Linked DNA regions of Homo sapiens: region 2 is linked to region 1. A link is an interaction called in ENCODE POLR2A ChIA-PET data of the cell type or tissue named here. Cell type or tissue: Panc1. All regions are shown on one strand. Links, peaks and the distances in the headings refer to the core of each region. The heading gives the core; the rest is flanking DNA. Region 1 overlaps BNC2 (basonuclin zinc finger protein 2). Region 2 overlaps BNC2 (basonuclin zinc finger protein 2).

Region 1 (7,670 bases), core at 1,659-6,658:
TTTATAGATCTGTGACTTTACTAGTTGATTGACTTTAGGTAAGTTAGTAAATTATCTCTACCTTAGTTTCCTCTGTGAAATAAAAGTAATAGTAGTAACAACTTTATGCTATTTTCTGAGAACTAAGAATGCTGATGTTTGTAAACTCTGTAGCACAGTGTCTGGAAAATGGAAGATATTCAATACATCTAGCTATTATTATAACAGGTAATAATTTACTATTGTAAATAAATAAATTAAAATCCTGAGGTTTGGTAGAGGAGGAATAATGCATAGGAGATAGTCCTCCAATCTGTGTAAGGGTTTCATTTATGTTCTTAGTTAGGGTCTCTCCTCTAAACTCACTGCCCCCAAACCCCAAACTATCAAGTCCTTGATCACAGGGACACTGCCATCCACTTCCCACCACTTAAGAGGCAGTGCCTGGCTCCACAGTGACGGTTTTTGCTTAGTGGTGATATTTGAAGCTGTAGGAGGGCGTGAAGTTGCCAAATTAAAGAATGAAGAGCTTGGCCATGGGAAACACCTGTATTTATTTACAGTGGAGAGAGAGAGAGAGAGAGGAGAGAGCAGTTGATGCCAGAAAAACTAGGATAGTCAGTCTCTACAGCCCAGGAATGAAGGAGAGTTAGTGCAGCAAGCTGCATCACAGTCTGGGAGGACAAGGAGACTAGAAAAAAGGACCAGATGGGATGAGAACATTGCCTCTCAGAGAGACAGTTTCAGGCACGTGTGGGGCAGAATCTGGATTGTAGAGTTAAAATGTAGGTGGTGGTGAGGAAGTGGGAGCACTGGTTGCTGGGTGCATGGATTTCTCTTTCAAGAAGTCAATGGTAAAGGTAAGCAGAAGGAATAATTACTTTCAATAAGGTGCAGACTTAAGAAAATGTATGGTTGTTGTTATGGTTGTTCTTGGGGAGTTGGGATATGCTGATCATCTTCACTGCTGCCTCCATTCAGCTCATGTCTGAGAGCCTCCAACCCTCTTCTGGGCACTCGGAACAAGACCAAGCTGTATGTGGTACATTCTGTGAACGACAAACTTTGAAAATGCAGGTATAAAGAAAAGAGCAGACAGTTTCCAATAATGGAAATTGAGGAAAGAATTACAAGGCACCCTGGCACCCTTGTTAGGCTGGGTCCTGGAGGCCTGCTTTACCCAGACCTGAATACTAATCTCTGCATAGATAGGTGGGAACACTCTGACTGAACTCTCTGCTCCTTTCTGCATACCTGCATTTTCAAAGTGTGTAGTTCACAGAATATAACAGCTTGGTCTTGTCCCGAGTGCCCAGAAGAGGGTTGGAGGCACTCAGACATGAGCTGAATGGAGGCAGCTGTGAACATGCTCACAAGAATGAAAGCATATTCATTTCGACTCTTCCCAACTGTCTCCTTGTAATGCATGTACATTTTTGAGGCTTAACTGGTTTTGATAGTTTTATGATAACTTATGTTATTTGCGTGTGGGTGAGTTGGCCAGTGATCACGTTGGTTCTATTTTGTTGTGAATAAATAGTATGTCAAAGTTTTATGCTGTTTCAAAAATGTTATTTAGAATAAAACTTCCTTTGAAGCGGCAATAGTCTCTTACTCAAAATATTTATTTAGACCATATTGTTTAAATATATATAATTCTCTTAAGGGAAAATTGTAGTCTATATAAATCTGAATTTAAAACAAATAGACCTTCTGGAATTCATAGATATACAAAATGGATATTCTAGTGCTTAAGTGTTTATATACAAAAGGAGTTGAGGTGTTCCAGTGTTTGCATGTTTAGGTACAAAAAGAATAGAATTCATAAAAAGGAATAATGATCTAAAAAGTTGAATTCCCGAATGTACCAAATGTGTAAAGTTATTTAGGAAGACAAAATATTTGAATCATAAACTTGTTCAGAGTAAGTGAATGAATGATTCAACCAGTAAAAAAAATAAATACACATAAAAATAAATCAAATCCACAGTCTGTTAATTTGTTCTCGTCTTAAATATGGCTGTAATTAAAGTTGATGAAAGTGTGCTTTAAAGACAATACAAAATTAGGATATTTTTATAAAATAATTAAATATTATCAAATTAATGATTTAAATATTTGTGTCTTTTGTGCTGGAGTTTATATTAACTGTCCTTGAAATACCATCTCATTTTATTGGCCCTCCCTTGATTTCGGTAAAGCAGAGCTATTTTTTTTAAAGCATTTATGAAAGCTTTTATTATTGCACTTCAAATTATATGAATGTTTTAATGTCAACATAGTTCCCGTATCTGAATTTATAATTAGATAATTTGTAAAGTTCTTGTTTTTAGTGGAAATGCTGTCCTCTAAGCTCTTTTTATTTTGGTCACAGTACAATCAAGTTTTGAGTTCATTAACTAATGAACATGTTATTTAAATAAACTATTTCTGACTTGGGATGTTCTGATATATTTCTCAGTTAACAAATTATTGAAATTTAAGAACTTCTGGAAGAAACGTTTCTCCTTATAGTCTACAAATTAATCACTTCTATATACAACAAAGTTTACAACCTAGCTACAATTGGACCATGTTTGGAAGAGAGATCCTGAAATATCAGGGAGATTATACAATTAAATATTTCCCTAGTGCTAAATTGAAGCACAAATTAAAGATGGGGGTGAAGTATGAATGGAGTCTACAGTGAGGACTCCAACATCTGAAACCAATAGGGATCCATAGATTTAATATTAATTAATGGAAGAGAAATATTTTACACTTGCCTGATCTAAAGCATAGGGAATGGTAAAAGCCTGCTCAGTCTTATTCTCTGTGAATGGAATTTGTCCCAGTCATGTTAACAATATCCAAAATACTGCCTGTTACAAATGAGACAGTTTCTATAAAAATCCTAATGGTTCCAGAAATATGAGCATCTGGAGCTGTGTGAGTGAGCATGGCTTTCAGGCACAGAGCTGCAGTTTCAGGTATCCCCATGCCCACCCCTCCACCCCAGAATCAGTAATCATTGATTGCATCTAAATCTGCAGAGAGATCTTTTCCTGGCAGTTCAAGTAGTTACAGTAGATTGTTAATCTGCGAATGATCAGACTAAATCCCTTCTGTCTTCAGAATTTCTATGCAAATTAGAATTAACTGTATGAGATAAATTTATTAACTGTAGTCCGGGAGCTTAGGTCAGCTTTAGCACTATTCTTAAACATAGGTTTTTATTCATAAAAAGTTACACTCCATTTATGCTAATTTTCTATGGATTCATTTTATAATATTAACTGGTGAGATGGTTTTTTAAAGTGGTTATAAGGAAATGAAAGATTTTTAAGTGTGTTTTTCAGTTTTCTGCAATACAGGTGTACTGTTCCAGATATAAAATATTCACATAAATGATTTTTTCTGTTCCATGTCTGATCTGAAACCAAAATTTAAACTTATTTTCTTTCTTATGTCACTGTTGAAATAAGAGGAGGATTGTTTTTTATTTTTCAAAACAGGAACGAAAATAGAATAAAAAATATTCAAGGAATTGGGATGTGATTAAATAATAATAGAAATATGTTAGGTCTTATTGAGCACAGGAGTGTCTTTAAAATATATTTGAGAGTTTAGCACAACATTTAATTGAAATTCAGCAGAAGAAAAGTAATATTCTAATAATAATATTTGTGTGCCATATTTTACTTTCACAAACATTTCACTTGAATATTATTTTGTTACAGTGTATTTTTTGCTTTATTGACAAGTAGAGAAATTTAAGTGGAAATATATATTAGCAGCAATATACTTTTTTCTTTTTTGGATTTGTGATGTCGTAAATCCGGTATCTTATCGAATATGTAATCCTTTATTTTTATTCTAAGTTTGTAATTTAAAGGTTACTGTGAATGACCTAAAACATTGTATTAGTGAATGAGCTTTTGTTTTCTTTACCTTTTTTAATAAGAGATTTTGGTGATATCTAAATTTATTTTTAAAACTCTCCAGGCCCCTACCATCATAAAATCTTTAAAAATAGAAGTGGGCAATATTTATTGAAATGGTGAAAAGAGTATAGTATCTTTGAACAGATGCTGACCTTTTTTTCCTCCTTTATTTTTCAGGCCATCCGTTGCACACTGGTAAACTGCACATGTGAATGTTTTCAGCCAGGGAAGATTAACCTGAGGACTTGTGATCAGTGTAAACATGGCTGGGTGGCACATGGTGAGGAAAATCTGGGCTTTTCTTCCCGTTCTTATTATGTTCATGTTCGTGTGTGTGTGTGTGTGTGTGTGTGTGTGTGTGTGTGTGTGTCTGTTTAGAGGAGTCACTGGCCTGGAGAAGAGAGAGGTCAGCTGTGCTCCAAGTGTTAGTTAAGATTCAGCCTGCGGCTCTAAAACAGCATATTCTCAGCTCCAAGGAGCTAGGCGAGCAGCTCTCAGCAGAAGGCCAAGATGTTTATAGGACAGTTGGGCTGTGAAGTTCTTACTGAGCATGGGCGCAGCCAGCAAGCACCAGGCCTGATGGAAACTCAAACATACCACAGTTGGCCTTTCAGGGCCTGGACCTCAGAGGGAAGCTGGCAAATCCTCCTTGCTTGAGAACTCCTCGATGACTGCTCACCCTTGTCGTATGTGCTCGGGGCTGAGCTTATCCTTCTAGATGTTAAATGTTGTATGGTCTCAGGTGGACGAGAGAGTGAACGGGAACATTATTTGGCTGGTATCTGAAAATATAACCTGTAAATACTCCCTTTCAGTGTGCATGGGGATTGGAGGTGGTCGACGTAGGTAGAGTGTGAGCTCTGTGTAGGTGTGTGCTGGGGTGGGGAGACCCCACGCGAAGGATATGAGTGTTGAGGGTTTTTGCCAGGTGCACAGAGCCGTTCTGTCAGTGTGCCCTGACCGAGCGTTCAGCATATTCCTGTGTATGGTTTATGTTTATTCTGTTTAAGTAAAAGGAGACTTGGAAATAAGCAGACGTTTTTTTTTCCACCTCCCAGACTGTAGAATTTAAAAAGATAGGTAATGTTTATAAAAAGAAATCCTGGCTTGAGATTTTTTGACAGCCCCGGGTATTGCCTCTTAAGTGGACATATTCTTCATTCCCAAGCAGTGCCAAACATCCAGTGGGTTGTATTTTTATAAATGTCATGTTATTCTAGCAACATCTGAGGTAACAACACTGGGCCATGCCTCGAAATGCTTTTAATTTATCATGTACCTTGCTTGTGAGGGCGTGTGTGATGGAGTTGCGGGGACATTTCAGCCATGTTTCTGTGAGAGAGAGTACTCTGAGAGGAATACCCGGGAAGGGGTATGTTTCCACCATGCAGCCACAATCCTGCAGTCCTTCATGCCCACAGGGATAGAGCGCTTTCCTGCTTTATTAACAAGGCCCAAATCAGCAACAGGTCTCAGTCCAGTCTTGAACAACAGATGAGCTGCATTTACTTCTGCAGTCTCTTTATGTTACTACATTCAATGATTTCGTCTCTCTTCATATATTAGTTTGCTAGGGCTGCCATAACAAAATGCCACAGGCTGGGTGGCTTAGAGAGCAGAAATTTATATCCTCAAAGCTCTGGAGGCTAGAATTCCAAGATCAAAGTGTTGGCAGGGTTGGTTTCATTCTGAGGCTTCTCCTCCTCATTTGTAGATGGTCACCTTTACATGGTCTCTCCTCTGTGGGAGCATGCCCTGGTGTCTGCAACCTCCAACTCCCGGGTTCAAGCGGTTCTCCTTCCTCAGCCTTCTGAGTAGCTGGGATTACAGGCATGCGCCACCACACCCAGCTAATTTTTGTATTTTTAGTAGAGACGGGTTTTCACCAGGTTGGCCAGGCTGGTCTCGAACTCCCGACCTCATGATCTGCCAGCCTCGGCCTCCCAGAGTGCTGGGATTATAGGTGTGAGCCACTGTGCCCAGCACTGGTGTCTTCTTGTGCATCCAGATTTCCTCTAATAAGGACACCAGTCAGATTGGATTAGGGCCCACCCTAAGGGCCTCATTTTAACTTAATCACCTCTTTAAATACCCTATATTCAAATATAGTCACATTCTGAGGTAGTAGGGGTTATGACTTCAACATAGTAATTTTGGGAGAACACAAGCCCATAACAGTTCCCAAATATCCTTTTTTTCTCTGAAGAAGTATTGGTTTTGCTGGGTAATAGGTACAGAGCTTATATCCTAAACTCATCAGAACCATATGAATATTGGAGGCAGTTTGGTTGTAGACTGTTCTGAGGTCAAATCCTGGCTCTGTCACCTCATGACATGTTAATATTGCTGGACTTCAGTTTTCTTGCCTGTAAAATAGGATTAATAGTTCCTACTTTACAGTCTTATTATGAAAATTAAAGAGAAAATATATGAAGCCTTTCTAACTAATACATATTAAAAGTAAAATGGACAGTAGATGAGCACTAAAGGGGAGGCCAGTCGTTGAACAAAGGCGTTTCATTTATTCGCTCTCATTTTTGCCAAAGCCATCTTGTATTATCATTATCTATCTACTATGGTAGCCTTGGAGTATAAAAGTTAACTGTGTCACCAGTTTGTTTTATCTATTTAATGTCCATGTGCATATTACATTAGTAATGTAAAGGAAAAAGCAATGTTTTTTCCTTCTTGAACAACATAAATTATTCCTGGCCAGTGATTGTTTCGAGGACTTTCTGAAGAATGTCATTTTTCACCCAACTTGAATAAGATGTTTTTGTTACACCAGACTGTGCTTTTTCTACTGTACCATTAAAAATTCTATGTTTCTAGGATATTAATTTTGGTGTTTCTCAGACCTTAGCAAAATGTATTCTAATTCTTTCCTTTACAATTATCACCTTGACCTCTTTTTTCCCACAACAGGGAGATATCTGTATACAGCTCAAAATGCATACACCCAAGCATGTGAATCCCACACTCTCCCCATTCATGAGGCCAAATACAGCAGTGAGGGGTTGGCCTCTAGCCTTGGAGTTGGCAGTGGGATGACAGCACCCACTCTTTTTGCCCCTAGCATTACAACTAATTGCTTCATTCCCTCTCTCTGCACAGAAACCCTGAAATCGTGTCTCCAATGACTTCTGCTCAGAGGTGAAACACAGCATTCTTTCCGGCTGCCTTATACTGTGCAGTGTCCTGGGTGTGGGGCAATGAGGAAGTGACTTGGGTTTTCTAGTGTGTAATTTTCCTCTGAAATGCATGGAACAGCAACAAAACTACCAAGATACATTGCCCAGAATGGTTTCATGGTAGCACTGAATGCATTCTACCTGTCATTATGTCAATAAAAAAATTTTTAATATCTGCTGCTAAAAAATAACCAAATGCCAAAATCATGTATTCTCTCTAAAACAGATTTTTAGAAATTTGTTGACCTCCTTTCTTGAATAAATTATCCTTGTTAACAGCATTTTCAGTTCATTCCTAAGATGTTGGATTTCATGGGTCATTATCTACCATATATATGCACATATGTGTGTCTCTGTATATGTACACACACAGAAACACACGCACATTCTCTCTGTTGACTTACAGATTGCTTACTAAAGCTGCGTAAGTTGTTGACGTTAACTACTTTACAAAAATCTTTAGAAATGTGTTTCTAAAAAATTAAAAGCTGGGTGTGGTGTGTCTGACAGCCTGTATTCCCAGCACTTTGCGAGGTTGAGACAGGTGGATCGCTTGAGCCCAGGAGTTCAAGACCAA
Region 2 (7,670 bases), core at 1,736-6,735, 68 kb before region 1:
TAATATTTCCTTTATGCTGTATCGTAATGATTTTCCCTCCCCCAGTTTTTTCCTCCTTTACTTGAATTTCTGTAATATGAAGCATAATGTGGCAAGGATTCTGATCTCGTGGCCTAGTCTGTCTGCAGAGGTGTATGTGAGTGAGACCCCTTTTAATCATTCGTATAATGATTGGTGGCTCCCTGTTGTTAAACCACAGTTATTGATCTATCATTTCTGAAGTACATGGCTGAAGGAACTGGTGCTGTCAGGCATTGATTGACTAGGAAGGAAGTGTAGAGCTATTCTAACTCACTTTTATTTTCATCAGCAACAGTTACAGTAGAGACTTGTGCAAGACCTCCATGATGGAACGTCATTTTTCCTGCATTAAGAGGTGTCTGATGTGACTGAAATTGCTGGGATAACTCAAACTGCTGCATTTAAAATATTTAGAACAGAATACACTGTCCAAAACCTTCTTATCTGACTTGGCTAATGGTTCAGGCTCTGGAAAATAAATTTGGGGGCATGGGGGATGGGTAAAAAAGAACAGATCTAGTATAAAATTGTTCCAAAGCAAATTGAGCAACCTATATGTTAATATTTTACTGAAGAAGTATATCTACACAAATTAACTCAGACAAAACAAGTGTGTTTTTGTGTAAGTTAAATTGTTTAATGGCTGTTCAAATAATTAAGTTCAAGTCATAATTAATAGCTGTCTTTTGGTACTGTTGTTATGTTTTGGTCTGTTTCAGGAGGATTTGGGACCTGCATGCGCAAATATTTTAGATAAGGATATAAACTGAAGATAGTAAAGGTAATTATTAAAAGTGCCTCTCTTTCATTAGCACAACTTACGTACATTTTAACATCTGAGATGAGCATTGTTTATTTTAATGGACTCTTTAATAATGCTTATGTTATGCCCTGAACTCTAGTTAGAATGAAAATGAGCAAGAACAACAAAAATAAATGGTGTTGGGGTTCGGCAGAGGAAAGATGGGAGGAGTGCATTAAGAGAGTGAAACCAAAAGAGAGGACAAAAAATACAATTTCTACTGTAGTTGCCTAAGAGCCTGTGCTTTTGTCCCTCTCTCTGAATGTTTTATTTTTGCTATAATTACAGCATCTTGCCTGCACTTTGTCCCTCTGATCCTTTGTTAAAGCCCAGATCACTCTGTGCAGACTGCGCTTGTAGGTGTGATTTATTGAGTGACAAGTAGCTGTAGGGTAGAACACCCGCCTCTGTACCTGAGTAAAGTATTAGACATCACAGAGCTGGGGCAGGCAGGAGGGGGGCCGAGGAAGGAGTGGGGGAGGCGAAAAGCAAAGAGCAGTAACACAGCAGCTCCTGGATACAGATCAGACAAGAGGTTCTGCCACAAATCACCTAGAAACATGTCAGACGCTGCATGTTTGTTGTTTTACACTGAGGGCACAGCCGTAGTCCAAAAGTATTGATTCTTTTCTTTGTACAGAGACAGAGACTGTCAGACCTAGCAGGCTGACCTTGGTATGGTGCAGACAACTATTCCCCACCCTGCCGACCAGATGAACCCCACAGGAGCAGCCTAGGCAAGATATGCCAATGTCCACTTCACAGGCACAGAGAGAAACCGATGCCTGCTGAAACGGCTCCTTCTGTTTCCCAAACACTTCCCCCGCCAGGCCCCCAGAGTGCTCCTTGTGACAGAAAATTGGAGGCAGGATTCTTGGAGGGAGCGTGTGTGCTTTTTTGTGTGTGTCTTAAAACACACAAAAAGAAGCCCTTTTTATTTCATTTGTCCGTGAGATAAACTGAAGGATGTCTGGGCAATGGTGTATATGTGTGCATTTTGTATTTAAGGCGGCAAGAGGAGATAGTTTATTTTCTGTTTGTACATATCGAAGGGGAGATTTCTGTGTGTGGGCACTTACATTTGTGAGTGCGTGTGTTTCCCCTCTTCTCTATTTCAAAAGCTTTGGTGAGATGGGGAAGAGTAATCAACTGTCACACTTAATTGATCTGCAGTTATTTTAAAAGTTGTTTAACAGTAAAACTACACAGACCCATTTGTCCATATGAATCTGCAGGTCTCTTTATAGTCTTAAAATTCACTGTACTCTTAAGTCATTTTGCAGCATTTAAAAAATTCATTTATTCTGAAAATCAGGTAATTTTAAACTAAAAATACTAGTTTGTAATTTGGAGATCATCTAATATAAATAGAAACATATAACCGCCAACATTTTGAAATCAAGAGTTCAAAACTTGATCCCGTAAACCATTAGGGAGTAGGGCCCACAGGGTGCCCTTGAGGAAGTATACCCTATCTCCTGTTGGGCTTGGTGTGTCAAGACTTCGGTTTGCCAGAAATGCTTGCCTCCAAGTAGAAGGTGTTTCAGTTACTCTTTGCTGAAGCTGAGTGTTTTATTTTGACTAACAATAACAGGGAGGATGCCTTTCTCCCTTTCACTTTTAGGAATGTTGTTGCATGCACAACTTCTGTCCATAAGATTGAGCTGTCCATGAGGAAAAACTCCAGTAGATTTCAGATTTGCCCGAAGGAAAATATGAGGCACACTGATGGGGAAGAAAAGTGATGATATCATGTGCACTTAGGGTGTAAAAACCTCTCCTTTAAAAACGAGGTTTCTCTTTTTCAAGTAAAATAATGCAGACAGGTTCAATGTGTGTAATACTATATTACATTTGTATAATTCACTTTAAATCTTTTATTAAAGTGAATTTTTCAAAAAGTAGACCACTGAAGATAAAAATAACAAGTAAGGCATTCACTTTCGTGAAAAGCCCCATTATTTTCTACATCTCCATTTTCACATTCATCCTATTTGTTTAAGTGACTGGTTTGGCAACCTAAAAGAAAACCCAATGGTTAAAAAAAAACATTTGTTTTATAGTTAGTTTTTACTTGTTTTTATAGTATGAGATCTCTGTGTAGTATTGAGTTTTGCAGACTCCTGAGAGAAAAAAAATTCTAATAAAAGTGCTATTATCTGAAAACAATGACTCAATTAATTATTTTGGTTTCTTATGTTGATTCTAAATATTTCTTGTTTCTCTTTGTTGGGTCTTTATGTCTCATCCAAAACAGATTTACATTTTGAGGTTAGAAACAGCTGAACAAGTCTGCCTTTGGGTATTAACAAAATAAGCAAACTATTTAGGATATATCAATGTCTTTACAAAAGGATATTCCACTTATAAAATGGGAGCTGAGGAACACATATGCTGTGTAAGAAATACCATCTAAGAAAAATAATGCATAGAATAGATTAGGAATGGTTTAAGATCTGAACACTCAGGATTGGTATTTCTTAACACTCTATTTTTTATTTTAATATATACATGCTAATCGTCTTTCTCTCTTCTCCGTATATGTTATAGTCACTTGATTTACTACTGAAATTATATTGCTTTTGAAAGTGTCAGTTGAGTTATCCCTTGCCTTGTTAGTATCATGTTTGATTTCTTGGACAGAGACATAAATCACTATCTCATATGCAGGTCTTTTGAAGACGCACCCAAGGTTTATTGCCAGTAACAGACTAGTGGCCTTATGTGGACTTTCCATGAATAAAACAGATTGATGAGCCATTTTATAGCATCGCAAGCTGTATTATAAATACATCACCCTTTTCAGTAATTTAACGTGAGGAACAGCCTAATGAGCTCCCAGCCATGATCAGCCAGAGCTGGGAGTTTTGTTTAGCTTCTAGGACAAGTGACTGGTGGAGGGTAAGAAACCCAAACCCTGTATTGTTTTCCCCAGTTCTGTGACAAAATCTTGTAATATGAATCATTTGAAGTAATAGTAAAGTAAAGATGCATTTAGAATCTGTCAGAGTAATAAAGGGAAATGTAAAGTGGGTCTGATTTTGCTTATAGCTGAAATCTAAGGTTAAGATGATAGGCTTTTTAAGTTACTTGTTTTTCTTTTACTGATTGAAGTCATCAATTGAATAAACAGATTCTCATTTTGAAATATACATGATGTAATATCTACCTGATAGCTTGGAAAAGGAACAGGTAGATATAGTTACAACATCGTAACGGTCTCTTTTGAAAGTATAGCTTAAGATGACCATTGTTTCTGTATTCAAGCCTTCTTTTTTGCATAGCTTACAACACTTTACCTTTATTTTTTCATTAATCCTTAAAATATCCCTGTGGAATAGGATGAGTGGGTGGCATCTTAGGGTAAACAGTTACTATCCTTTCTGGTGAGGAAACCGAGGCATATAGAAATGGTTGTTTTTAAAGAGTTATCTGACTAGAAAGAAAAGCAAGATAAAATTAATTTTTAGAAGTGAAAAATATTTTGCATTACGTATAGCACATGTCAATATTTACAAAACTTACACAAACATAACTTTGTGGACCTATAATTTTCTAAAAGTTTGGAAAGTAGGCGACACTTAGGATTGGAAAAGGCATAGCTTTGTGAATAATTTTTTTGCTACCTGGAAGCTGCAATATATTTTGAGCTAGAAGCTTCTATAAGATATTTCCCTTTTCTGAATGCAATTGATTATGCTATACTGCATAATACTACATTTACCTATATATAATCCAGTTAAAGCTGTATTACATATTTATAGAAGTCAGACTTTGGTCTGAAATGCCATTATTTATAAACACAAATCAGTGAGTAATTAGTCTACTGTGTAAAAAAAATAAAAAAAAATTTTGAAATAATCTTTTCTACTGTGAAAACAGCCAGGCAGTTTGGTGGACTCTGTTATTCATATGTCAGACGGGAATTACCTTGAGTGTACAGGGAAGAATGAAGAACTGAAAAGGCTTTAATTTTCTTTAAAGAATAGGTAAAAACAGAATATTTTACCACTAAGGCATGAACACATCAGTGATGCCCTAACCAGTTGAGCTCAGTCCTGCCTACACTGAGACACAATGCACTTTCAATTTAAAAATACATCTAATTTAAATGGAATGGTCCTATTTATGCCCTCTGTTCCTTATTAAAAATGGTCGACAAGTAAAATTCCGTTTAAGAATACCTGCAGACAGTCAATATTGTTTTGAATTTTAAAGAGTTCCTGTGTCTTGTGAATGACATTATGCCTTTAATATTCCGTATTCAGGGCAGAGTCCTTTTGAAACCAACTGTGCATTTATCTCCATTTTTGCTTTCTTGGTCTTTGCCTTCCTCTGCCATGCACCCAGGGTTGAGTGCTGACTGCAGGTCTAAGCTTATCAGATTGGATGAACCTCTTCGGTGTCTCCATTTTGGAAACTGTGGGTGAGAATTTAATGTTCCCCTAGCCCACACTTTGAAAATGCAAGATTACAGAAGATTTATGAAGGCCTCTGTGTCTCCATAGCTCTGTTCTTTGGGGTACCTCTGAAGTTTACTACTGAGCGAATGATCTTGGCATGTTAGTATAGGCTGAGCCAAAGTTTGTGCTATATTATTTATGATTCTATAGCATTGGCCTCTCAAACAAATGAAGTTTATTGACGTATCATCTGGAACAAAATTTTGGCTAATTCATAATTTATACATCAGAAATAGATGCCTTTCTCTTATAGATTGTGCCACTTGAACATAAAATAAGATTTTAAGATTAAAAGAAACAGAGGCCTGTAGAAGTGGCTTTTCAAGCTTGTAGTCACTGATGGTTTTTTAATCCCTAAACAACACAAAACAAAGGAAGACAGAATATGCTTTTCCCTCTCCCATACTTCCCTTTTCTGTCTCTAATTGTAAGCTCTTGTGCACCAGTGCTCCTACTTTTCCTCTGAGTTTAGTGATAGTTCATAAGAAAAGCATTAGGCTTATGGAAAGAAAGATCTGTCGCCAGTGGACTTGATTCTCCCTTGTGATTTATAAGGGTCTGAGAAAGCAGTCTTCCAGGTCTTCTCTTCTCAAGGACTCTGGGAAAGTCTTGTTCAAAACTAATGGTTCTTAAAGAATTGGTCAGCTGCAGACCACTGGCCTCTCAAAACACTGGGTGGTTCAGGTGGATAGCACACACTGCTTTGCAACTCCAAGATGCAGTGGGTGTGCTGGGGCCCGTGAGTCCGTCCTGGAAGACCTTTGGAAATTCTGTGTTAGTCAGGCTCATTCTCTTTCACTTGATGTGCGCACAGATTTTTGTAGAAATCATTTGATATCCCAGTAGTGTACAAAGCATGGGATGATATATGCATTCACACACTTACATATCAAAGATACACTTCTTCTATGTTTTTGTCTTTCATACAGAGTCTAAGGCGACTAAGTCGTTATGCTATTTTAGCACATAAAGATATCATTGGTTTTAACTCAAAGTGATTGACTCAAACTATATTTTTATCATAGTTTGAGTACCTCATACTTGTTCACTGCCCTTATGTGCATGGTCACCTTTAGAGGGCATAATTCTGCTAAAAAACTATTCCTAATGAATTGCAAATGGAGATGAGTTAAGTAAGCTGTGTTAATTATGTCATTTGCAAGATTGTCTAATGTGGAATTGGTCAAGAGACTGGAAACTGCTTGTCAAATGTTTCTCTTAACTAATGTGATAGTTTGTGGTTTGCAGGTGACACAATTTCCATAACTTATTTGATGGAGCCTCATTAACCACCCCTTAGTTCGCCTTAGCAAAATTATGTTATTAAACATGTCATGATAAGTTCTGTCCTCATTACTTTGCATTCGGCACAGTGAATAGTGTTTGTCTTGTGACACCTCTCCCAGGTCCTTAGTCTTCGAGGAAGCCAAAGGAATTCCATGTTCAGAATTGTGTTTTTAAGCTGCTTTCCAGCATTACACACATCTCTCTTGACTTGGCTAATAGAACCTGGATGTGTTCTCAATCACTGCTATCACCATGCAGTCCTTATTTAGCCCTCTGTCATTTCTCCTCAGAGCTTGGTGTCCTGATGTTCTACTGTCTTAAATAGAAACCCAAAGAATCTCTGAACCATATAGTTTTAGTTAAAAACAGCCAAGTGTATGGCAGTAGTAACTGTGATGATAATTCCAGTAGTGGAGCAGTTTTCGTTTTTCATAGCATCTGCCTCATCTAGGAAATCTTCACATTAGCAGCAGAGCATTTATCTCTCTAGTGAATAATTTTTATGTTTGCCCATGTTTGTTGCTTAGTGCTGAGAAACTTCATATGTCTTTTTTTAAACACACACACACACATATTTTATTGCGTACATTGGTGACTCTCTGTAATTTTGTCTTCAAAGGGACCAGTCTCAGAGATACTTTACAGTGATTGCCTTTTAGTATTTAGTTTCTGTCACTTAATTTTTTCTGGTGGTGGGAATTCATTTTTGTTAATGTATAAAATTTTTCAAAATTGGGAGATGGTTGAATAAGATTAGAAATATAGTTCATGGCAGTGGAATAGACTAGCTAATCCACAAGTGAACTGGAATAGCATATTGATCTAAATGTATAAGATACCTTTATTAAACCTGCCTAAGAGGATCATATTTAATATTTATTTTCTAGTGAGCAGTATTGTACTTACTAAATTGATGGGAATACACATATTGATGAATCTCTTATATTTTACTTGAAAAATTCTGTTGAAGGCTACTTTATCCTTTAACCTGATAAACCCTCTCTCTCCCTCATTCTCAAAAATCTCATCATGGTTGCACTTGGATCAAGCTTCTTCATAAAGTCATTGTCATCTTACACTTTTCCCAGAAGCGTCAC

Evidence for each region. ChIA-PET counts read pairs that join two places held together with the same protein. Peaks named below come from ENCODE experiments on the same cell type or tissue, not always from the same donor. Only the 100,000 strongest peaks of a DNase experiment are listed, where the experiment ranks them.
Region 2: POLR2A ChIA-PET joins it to region 1 with 6 read pairs; 3 of 35 experiments call an interaction of 5 or more read pairs at or near these places.

The regions. Positions count from the first base shown.
Region 1 is chr9:16,579,495-16,587,164 of GRCh38, reverse strand. BNC2 (basonuclin zinc finger protein 2) reads left to right here. Exons shown (of 7, transcript NM_017637.6): 4 at 4,080-4,182. Among named protein-coding and RNA genes, the nearest start is that of BNC2-AS1, 140 kb to the left of the region's middle. In Panc1, for the core only: no CTCF peak of the experiment used is centred there; no DNase peak of the experiment used is centred there.
Region 2 is chr9:16,647,551-16,655,220 of GRCh38, reverse strand. All of the region lies in intron 3 of BNC2 (basonuclin zinc finger protein 2), which reads left to right. Among named protein-coding and RNA genes, the nearest start is that of BNC2-AS1, 75 kb to the left of the region's middle. RefSeq lists an enhancer at 1,447-1,947. In Panc1, for the core only: no CTCF peak of the experiment used is centred there; no DNase peak of the experiment used is centred there; H3K4me3 peaks cover 764 bases; H3K27ac peaks cover 2,984 bases.